Regions from separate parts of the Homo sapiens genome. Here region 2 is linked to region 1. The links are chromatin loops, found by intact Hi-C in ENCODE. Cell type or tissue: endothelial cell of umbilical vein. All regions are shown on one strand. Region 1 holds the start of LOC101929532 (a long non-coding RNA gene). Region 2 overlaps DPP4 (dipeptidyl peptidase 4).

Region 1 (5,000 bases):
GCTGCATGACTTTGGGCTAGGTTGTAAGAAGCCTTGCAGCTTCTGGCTTGGTCTCTGTGCTCCAGAAAAACTTGGAAGACATCTGACTACCTGAGATTGCCTTGCTTAGGGAAGCCGAAGTTGGCCAGGTGCATAGGCCATATGCACAGAGAGAGAGAGAGAGAAAGAAATGGTCTAGACAGCTCCAGATGTTCCTAGCCATCCCAGCTGCGGGCACACAAAACAACTTGGATGTCCAGACCAGTCAAGCCTTCATATGCCTCTAGCCCCAACCACTATATCTTTGTCACTACATGAGCAATGCCAAGTTGGAACTGTCCAGCTGAGTCCAGTCAACTCACTGAAAGAGCATAATGAATTGTAGTTTTAAGGCATTGAGTTCTGAGGCGGTTTGTTACACAGAAACAGAAAATCAAAACACTGCTTCACTTCTATGTCTTCAGCACCTGGCATGAGGCTGGTGTACTTGGTATATTGTAAACACTTGAAAAACATTTGTTACATAAGTAAATAAACTTACAAGATTACTTGCACACACAAATAATATGTGTATAATTGTGAAATTTCCTTATAATTAAAATGCTAAGAAAATAACTCACTTTCTAGTTTGTTATTTCTTGTTTTTCTCAGTTTCATTTTCCACTGGACTGACTGGGTCAATAAACATTGAGTTGGTATTTGTACAAACACAGTAGAGCCAAATGTCATAACTGGCTGAAATTTTTCCTTTCTTCAGAGAGTCCCACTTCTTTGATGATCTAGGCAATGTGTTACAGGAAGGTCCAGTGCAGAGCGAAGTCTCAGCAATTATTACCATTTCTTGTTGTTCAGACTTCTTGCTGCAGGAGCCTCAGTGTTTGCACAATCACACTGCACAACTTCCAGGGAGATTTCTGCACATCTGACGCATCACCTAAAATAAAGAACATTCTATGCCACTCAATATCAAAGTCTCTTTAGATGTTAGCTCAGGCCCTGAGATGCGCTCTGTCATGTTGGAGAGGGCACCCCTTCCACTCTGAACTTGTACCATCTTGCCCCAACCATTGAGAAATGTGGCAACCATAAGCAAACCTTAGAACTCCCACAAACAATTCCCATCAACACAAATCTCATTCCGAGGGAAAATTTTTGTAGAAATTACAAACACCAACTTGAGACTTCTATAAAAACGACATGAAACACATTGGAAATGGTAGGCCTACGTAGGTTACTGCCAAATTTCTAATTCACAAAGTGGTGTGCTCTTCTCAGGGTTGTTACGGAGGCCTGGCCACTTGCTGTGTACAATGGGAGATTCCTGGAGAGGCTCTTTCTCACTTTAACTTTTTTTCTAACTAATCTAATTCTGATTTCAGCTTTCAACATTTCAGTACTTAGATTATTCACTTTAAACGGGCAACCCATGGGCTCTTTTCTCTGTTCTCCCAGAAACTGTGGGAGCTGAGTGGCTTTCCATAATATGCGCTACTTGGTCTCACCCTGAAGCAGAGAAGACTTTGCCTTGTACAACTTCAAAAGGCCCTTTGATAAGTTATGTTTGGCTTCTTACTTAAATATAGAGCAATCCAGCTTATTATCACTTCCAGTTTGTTTTTAAAATAAATTCTTTCTTTATCACACCCTCAAATCCATCTAAAGAATGTTTAAGTTCTGTTTAAACAATTAAGAAAAGCCACCCAAGGTATTAGCTGCAACAAGGGTGAGACTTGTGGTGTGATGCAATGTCTTACAGTGTCCCCTCTGCTCCAGAGTCTTGTCCCTTAGTCTTAAAATTCAGAATATTCAGTTATCTGGCCACCTATGGGGTCTTACTGCATGCATGAGCCAGATCATGACAGGCTAATTCTGAATGGTCAAACCCAGCAGGCTCCTCGGTGAAACAATGGGCCAACCTGAATCATTTGCAATGAATGAAGAACTAGATCAAACTCCAGAGCAACTGCTGCTAATAGGGATACTCTGTCATCCACAGAATATTTATTGTTATTAAGCCTCATATTAGCGTTCCTTCATGTGTAGTTTGAGAAGTGCTGATTTAGACAAAATGGATTGAAACAACATTGTTAGTCTCCACTTTAAAGATTCAGCTGAGTGTCAGCTGCTCCAGGGAGCCTTGTCTGACCCTAGAGCAGTTTATCTCTATGACACCACTATTGTGCAATGCAGTGCTGTGGTTACATGTCTCTGTTCCCCCACTGCATTGCTTTCTCCTGTTCTCCTTGAATACACTAATCACAAGTTTGGCTTTGAAGAGTTCATGAATGGATGCATGAATGAATGAATGAATGAATGAATGAATGAATGAATGAAAGAAAGAGTGAATGCAGTGTCAGATGTGTAATATTGGAAAAGCACTGGCCACAATGGTAGCTGTAGAACTCCAGAACTTCTCCTGAGTAATAGTTATAGTATTATCCCTTTTGCAAGGTTGTTGAGGAGTAAAACAATGAGATAATCTGTATTATTTTATTTAGCAAATGTATAATTGAGTGTCTACTTGGAGCAAAATACTGTAAAAATATTCCAAAGTGCTTTAAAAATGATACTGTTTCTCTTTATTTTATAATAGAATTTGGTTGGCCAATTTCTCTAACTGTACATACACTACTAGGCAGGGTGGCTTTCCATTGTTCTCTAACATCCTGTTTTTAGATTTTCTTGCTAGGAATTCACATTTCCTCATAACTCACTTTTATTACTACTTTGTAATACTATAGCAGTATGAACGGTCCTGTAGGGAGCCTGAACTGTGAGTATTTTGATAACCTTTCTTTATGGTCATGCTTGGTTTAATTTGGACATGATTCAGGAAAAAGAAAAGAGAAAAAAAAAACAGAAAAAACAACACTGCAGATTTGTTTTTTTTTTTTTTAATAATTCAACATAATCCTTTAAGGATGCAATGCTATTTTATTTTAATTTTTTATTTTATTTTTTATTATGCTTGGTGTGTTTAATTAGAGTGGTTTGGATACAGAAAACAAGTTTGATAGAAATTTGAATTTAAGTTTGTTTGGCAATTGGATACCAAAGAGAAATGTAAGAAATATTTTCAAAATTTGAGAACATTTTGGTTCTTAAAAACTACATATTATGTAAGTTAATGTTTACATGGCTTTGAAATGGTACAGGCACTAATGTATGACTGAAAGGAAAACTTAGAGAAAAAGGCATCTTCACTTAGGAACAGCTGAATTTGGGAACTAACAAGAGCAAAGCAAATAATTCAGTAAGTTGTTGCATGGAATAAATTTACTATGGTAAAAAACACCATTTACTTTGAGAACATTCCGATATTTTTCAAAATAACTCATAACATCATTTTGTATAATGGATGAGTTTCTTTTAGTGGTCATGGTTTCATAATTTGTAAAACCTAAAAAATGTCTAACCTTCTAGTTAGTTTTCATTTTTGTACTTCTTTTAGAAGTACAAAATTCTATGCTATGACATATTAATTTGCTATGGGTTGAGTGTGCTAAATTCCAAGAGATATGGCTTCCAAAGGCACTCAGATAAGCAGGCAGAAAGGACAGAGTCATTGAATCCCAACAGTTATTTAAGTCTAATGGAGCGTATGCGATCACAGCTTGGATTGTGGTTCTGAACCAATGAAAAGGTTGAGTTTCAAAACTATGAAGTTTGAGCCTCAGACTCATTTTCATAGAAACCCTGATGTAAATGATACATAAATTCCCAATTTAATGGGTATGGTTGCTGGAAGGGTAACCCCAAATCTGAAGTTGGGGACAAGTCTCATTGGTGATGACTGTATTTGAAGGGTTGCTTGTGGTATTGAGTGAGTGGTCTCTGTGGTCCTCATGGAGCTGCACAGCCTCATGTGGAGGACCATGAAGGTTCGATACTGGAAAAGGTGTCTAAGGCAGCAGCTGCTTCAGGCAGCAGAAGGCTGCAGAGGGAGAGTTTTGGGGTCTGTTGCTAGGGTGTTGTGGTGGTTGTAGTCCAGAGACTTGGAGCAACACTGGGGAGGACTCAGATGGTATTAGAAGACATGCTTCTGGGAGATGCTGCCATGTCAGAGACAAGGCAGGTGTGACTGGTCTGCATATCCTTCATAAGTCCTGTCTCTAAGTCATGCATTTCTAGTTACTTGGCTGAGTAACAAATGACCCCAAATCTAGAGGTGCAAAACAACCTTTTATTATGTTCATGGATTCTTTGGACAGGGCACAGGGAGGGCAGCTTTTTTGTGTGAGGCCAGGAGCCATATGCAGAAGACTCAAAGGCTGGGGCTGGAATCATCTGAATGCTTGCTCACTCACATGTCTGGGGGTGCTTCTGGCTGTTGCTGAGGGTATTTCTAGGACTATTGCTGTGGACTGAATGTTCGTGTCTCCCACAGATTCATATGTTCAAATCTAATCCACAGTGGGATGGCATTTGGAGGTGGAGCCTCTGGCATATCATTAGGTCTGGAGCAAGGAACACTCATTAATGGGGTTAGTACCCTTATAAGAAGAGGTCAGAGAGCTAGCTCATCCTCTTTCCACCATCTGAGGACACAGCCAAATGTGGCTGTCTGTAAACCAGTAAGAGATCCCTCACTAAAACCTGACCCTGCTAGCACCATGATCTTGGAATTTCAGCCTCCAGAACTGTAGGAATAAATGTTTGTTGTTTGAGACACCCAGTTATGGTATTTTGTTAGAACTGTCCAAGTTAACTAAGCAGCTGTCAAGTGGAATAGCTACACATAACTCTTCCATTTGGGCTGGGCTTCCTGTCAACATGGTGGCTGATTTTCAAAGATAAGCATCTTAAACAGGGCTTGCTTTATGGATTTGTGTCCTGTGTAGTTACACAAGACTCACACACAGAAGAGGGCTCTGTGCTTGCCACTGTTTTGAAAGAAGAGGCTGCTCATTTTCATTTTCTCCTGGGTTCCACAAATTTTATCACTGGTCCAGATTATGACAGAGAGAGAGAGAGAGAGAGAGGAGAAAGATAGAGGGGGGTGGGGAGAGGAACTAGTCAGA
Region 2 (5,000 bases), 78 kb before region 1:
TATATAAAACTTGAAGGTCCAAAGCACTTCTGTTTAAATAATGAATGTTTATATCTTTATAATTTATCACTTTGTGCAAGCAAGGATAAACCTCTTAAAATCAACTTTATTATTTGCAAATATACCCTGTCTCCCTGAGACCAAAAGTCTTTGATGCCTGTCAGTATGAAGAACACCTTGGGTTCTGCCAAAGACACCATCCACCAGAAAAATCAGTTTACCTGAGTCAACGGTGTCAATTAGGAAGCCATCATTTCCACTCTAAATTCAGGTTCACTATGTTGGAGCTTTACAATCAATATTATGACTGAAACCTATAAAACCTTTTTAAATATACACATAGATCTTCGATTGACAGATTAGTTAGAAATAATATGATATTTTTAGTGAGAACACTTTATGGAGTTTTTTTTGTATGTGCCAGTTTCGCTCATCAAAAAATAACATTCCACTGAAAACACATCTCCATATTTAGTCTCTGATCTTTTTTTTTCTTTTAACTTCCTCTGTCTTCCTAAAATGGCAGCTCTTCATAAAGCAAATTGAGTGAGTTGGTAAAAATAAAAATCCCCTTTTCCAAATTTCTTACAGAAAAAACACTTTACTATTAGATTCTCCTGCAGACAATACTGTAGCCATTATTATTACGGTACTAGTGAAGAATTCCTGGTTCCCTTCTAAACCCCATCTCACCCGGCTTACGCTGCTTAACAAAGCTCCTCAATTTTAGTAAACACGCAACCCTGACGAGGAGAACAGCTTTGAAAACCAAGACGTGACACTATTATTCCAAATGTAGGACATGAAAAATTTACATTAGTGCCAAATCTATAATAGAACCACTAAAACTAGTCATGTATCCCGTTAACTAGTAATACAATCTGATATATAACTGAGCTTTGCAACTTCGTCGAGGGCACAATCCAACTTCTACAAATGAGACGAGCTTCTAATTCAATTATAGCCTCTCTTTTCCTCCATTCAAGCATTTTCATTCCCCTTATCTCTTTCTAAAGCATTTTCCCCATTTTTTCTGCTTGTCATTCCTCAAAGTTTTTGGAGAAATTACAAAACCTTAAATCACACTCTTTCCTGGGATAATAAAAATACTTTAAAATTGCCAGATGCTGTTGACTTCAGCAAGAGTAATCACAGCAAGCTGTTGAAGAGAGACTGACAATATTTTCATTAGCAAGAAGGGATTAAATGAAACCATTCTCTTCCCATCAAATCATGGAACCACTGTACAAACAGGAGCACAGACCTTTGGATATGGAACCCGTACAGTCTTTGGGTACTGCAGTGACTCATCAGAGTAGAAGGAGTATTCAATAAGTGGGACTTCTGTGTCGTTAAATTGGGCATATGCTAAAAAAGTGCCGTTTGGAGACCACCACAGAGCAGAGTAGGCACTGAAGACTTCCTCTGAAAAAAGACACAAATTGTTCTGTTACAAGAAGTAGCTGATAAATTGGCTTTGGCATTCAAAATATTGTTCTCATTAGCTTTAGTAATTACAGTAGAGTTCAACTAATGAACCACTTTGCATTTGCTGGGCTTCCAAAATCAGAGTAATACAAATGAATAAAAATAAAATCTTCAAGGATATATCTGGATTGTAAAAATAAGTAACCCGTTGGACCATTTTAGAATATTTTAGCATGCAATATTTAATATAAGCTCTACATTTTTTTCTTTATCTTATAATCCTCTAAATTTATGCCTCAAAACATACTAAAAGTAAATTTCACACAGGAGGCTGATTCTCCTTTCTAATTTTCAAACAGTCAACATGCCAGCATACTCTCCCCAACTGGGCTCAGTTTGTACTGAGCCCGCAGGGTACTGGTGGGTGGTGTGTAGCTCCAGGCTATCAAACCAATATGGTGCCCAGAGTTTACTACTCTTGGCACAAACAAGGTGTGGGAAGGATAGATTTAGAATGGCAAGGAACTCCATTGAGACCCCTACTGAGAAACATCTCCTTGCCCAGCCCAGAAACTGAAAACTCCCTTAGATTAACACACTGCTCTGGTGTATATGCTGATGGGTAAGAGAAGAGGGTCAAAGAGGGAGGCAAATAAAAGACCAGATCTTGCTTTCCAGTACATTGTCGGGCTTCTTCTCAATCTCTGGCAAAGATAGCTCTTCCCTATGATTATTATGGGGTCTATACATGAGATATTCAATCACTGGCTCTTAATATGTTGAAAACTCCTTCACCAACCGGGAATGGAGGAATTAAGTGGACTGGGTGGAGACGCCTAGATATTCCACAAGTCTCATGTAAGTGTAAATGTAAAAGCAAAAGCATAGAAACTAGAATCTTAGGGTTGGGAAATCATGCATTCTAATCAGTTTTCAGATGCCTGATACCTCCTTTCAAGTTACTTCCAAATGCTTTTTTTCAACAACAAGAATAATAGCAAAAATAATTACTGTAATAAAATGTAATAATAATTATTGTGATGAGCAGCTGACATTCAATGAGTGCTAACTATGCGCCAGGTATTGATAAGCAATTGACATCTATCATCTCAGTTAAGGCTCACAATAACCCATTGTATTGATAAAGTGAGACAAGCTTGAAGAGGATCAGAAATTTGTCTAGGATCACATGGCTAAGAATTGGTAGAATCAAAAACCAACCCAAATCTCCTTTGACTCATGCTTTTCATCTCAGTGCTATACTGCCCTTTCCTGCCTCTATTTTAGTATTTCCAGTAATAGAAAACCTACTTCCGGGTTAAGCAGCCTATTCTTCCTTTGACTGCCTCATATCTATATCACTGATCTATACACTCTTATGTAGCAATTTAGAATTTACAAAACATATCATATTTAGTCTCTGGGTGGTGATTCATAGCTCATTGCACAAAGAAGGAAACTGAGGCATGGAGCAATCCAGTGAATTGCCTGAGACAAGAACTAGAACCCAGCCCTTATGACTCCAAGTCATGGTTTCTATTATAGTAAGAACTTGTTCATATACTGAGTTGACTTCTCATTCTTTGCAACTTTTACCCATTGATTCTGGTCTATAACACAGCTGCAATTACATAAAATCAATATAATCAGACCAAGATTTTGTTTTTTAGAATTACTTGTAAGTGTAATTAGCAGGTAGTGATGTTTGTCTTGAATTAGTGGTTATTTGGAATGCAGGACATATTTTTCTGTATTGACAATGTAGTAATTTCCTTCTAGGAACTGAAGCTATTAGAGAGGCCCAAATTGGAGCTGTGAAGCTGTTCTGCATGTGAATGGCCTAGTCGTGAACATGCAAAAGACTCCCTCCAGCAATTATCTACTTTAGAAAGAATGAAAGTGTTAGCTGCCCTCTTATCTTCCAGAGGGCCAGCTGTTTCTGAGAGAGGGTCACAGCTTTGGAAAGAGGCCACTCTTGTCAAGGATCCTGGAGGCTGGGTTGTGCTGTCCAAGGGTTAAAGAATCTCTAAGTAGCTAGTGCTAGTAAATTTCATTGTAAGTTTTAGTCAAGCACTTATTTCTAGGACATGAAAAGTTATCTTTCTTTTAATGTGATTTGTTGTTGTTGTTATAATGAGTCAACTAAACTTGACTTGGACTTGGTAAGAACTAAAATTAAGTCATGAAGAAAAATTATTTTTTTAAACTACAAAGAAGAAAAAAATAATACGATGAAATACAGATAAGTCTTTCTAATAAGTATGAGGAAACCTTGTGAACAGTTTGGAGCAGCCTCAAAATGCCTTTTATCTTGGCAAATACAGACACAAAAAATGTTTTTCTAATATTTTCTAAGTTTCTAAAATGTGTTCCTAATAGTTTCGACAACTCTGTATCCTAAAAGGGAGAATATTCCTTTTTAACTTTTTTAGTTTTATTAGTCACTTTTTCCTAAGCCTTTCTAATTGCTTTTTTATTCTTAAAAACAGGAAATCATAATTTGTCCAAGTTCAAATAAATACAAATCCTCTATAAAATAGGCATTTTCTTCCCCTGTACTCTCCAACCTGTATATATTATTTTATCATCTTCTCAATGTGATGGGATTATTTAGCTTTCCTTAGTAACTTTCGGGTTAGGTAGGCTTAATTAGAGAAATATCTGATGTTAATCTGGAGGCTTTTATGTTCCAGTAAAGGCAGAAAAGGTCTACCTACACAGAAAAGCCCTTTGTATCAATATAACAGAGACAAGAGGAGTATTGTCAGGCAATGAGGACAGAGGAGTGCTAGGAATAGTTAAATTCTTGGTCAAGGAGACATCTGGTGCTGTGAGTTCTAAGAGAAATCTGATGACATTTTAAACAATGAAACTTTTTTTCAATCTCATTTAAATTTTCCCATTGCAAAAGAAACATTTAACTATTTTAAAAGCTTATAGATTTTCTGATTTGAAAAAGCTTTAAAGTTTCTACCTTCATAAACCCAGTCAGTTATTCCATTATATATTATATCTTCTTTCCCCGTCCATGTGATTCTGTAACTTGGTAAATTTGGTTCAATTTTAACATAAATGTCATTGTTCCAAACATATGCCTAGAAGGAAAAAAAACAAGCATTGATATCTATAATACATGTCATATTTTTATCCCGGAATTGTAGAAACACTTATCTATTGCAAATGTAAGGATTACCATAGTCAAATATTCCATTCAAACAGGAAGAGTCATTTACTCCTTCCCTCTCATTCTTAAATTACAAGTGTACAGCCTATAATCCCAAAATAATCCTAAAACCATTAATAATGTGTTAAAAATGAGAAGTACATAACTACCACTATTTGAATGCTAAAGTATATGAGAAGACCGAGAAGGCTGACCACTTCTACAGGATGATATATGCTTGTATATTTCTTTATTGGGAGAGTGAGTAGAGAGAAGGCAGTTGCATTCTGGAAGAGAGAAGTTCAGCTGCAGACAAACATTAGATCCTGGGCAATAACACTATGTTCTATAGTGAAGTATTGAGTTCCTAAGATGTCTGCTTTGTATCAGGGTTAGTAACTTCTGCCTA

What was found. Hi-C counts contacts between places; a loop is a spot of excess contacts. Peaks named below come from ENCODE experiments on the same cell type or tissue, not always from the same donor. Only the 100,000 strongest peaks of a DNase experiment are listed, where the experiment ranks them.
Region 2: it touches region 1 in a loop (4-fold over the local background); 10 of 110 quality-filtered maps call a loop at or near these places.

The regions. Positions count from the first base shown.
Region 1 is chr2:162,111,781-162,116,780 of GRCh38, forward strand. It overlaps LOC101929532 (a long non-coding RNA gene), which reads left to right and starts at 2,661. Exons shown (of 4, transcript NR_110255.1): 1 at 2,661-2,752. RefSeq lists a silencer at 699-993. In endothelial cell of umbilical vein, no CTCF peak of the experiment used is centred here; DNase peaks (open chromatin) are centred at 2,041 and 2,711; H3K27ac peaks cover 1,340 bases.
Region 2 is chr2:162,033,900-162,038,899 of GRCh38, forward strand. It overlaps DPP4 (dipeptidyl peptidase 4), which reads right to left. Exons shown (of 26, transcript NM_001935.4): 8 at 4,403-4,523; 9 at 1,265-1,425. Among named protein-coding and RNA genes, the nearest start is that of DPP4, 38 kb to the right of the region's middle. In endothelial cell of umbilical vein, no CTCF peak of the experiment used is centred here; a DNase peak (open chromatin) is centred at 2,972.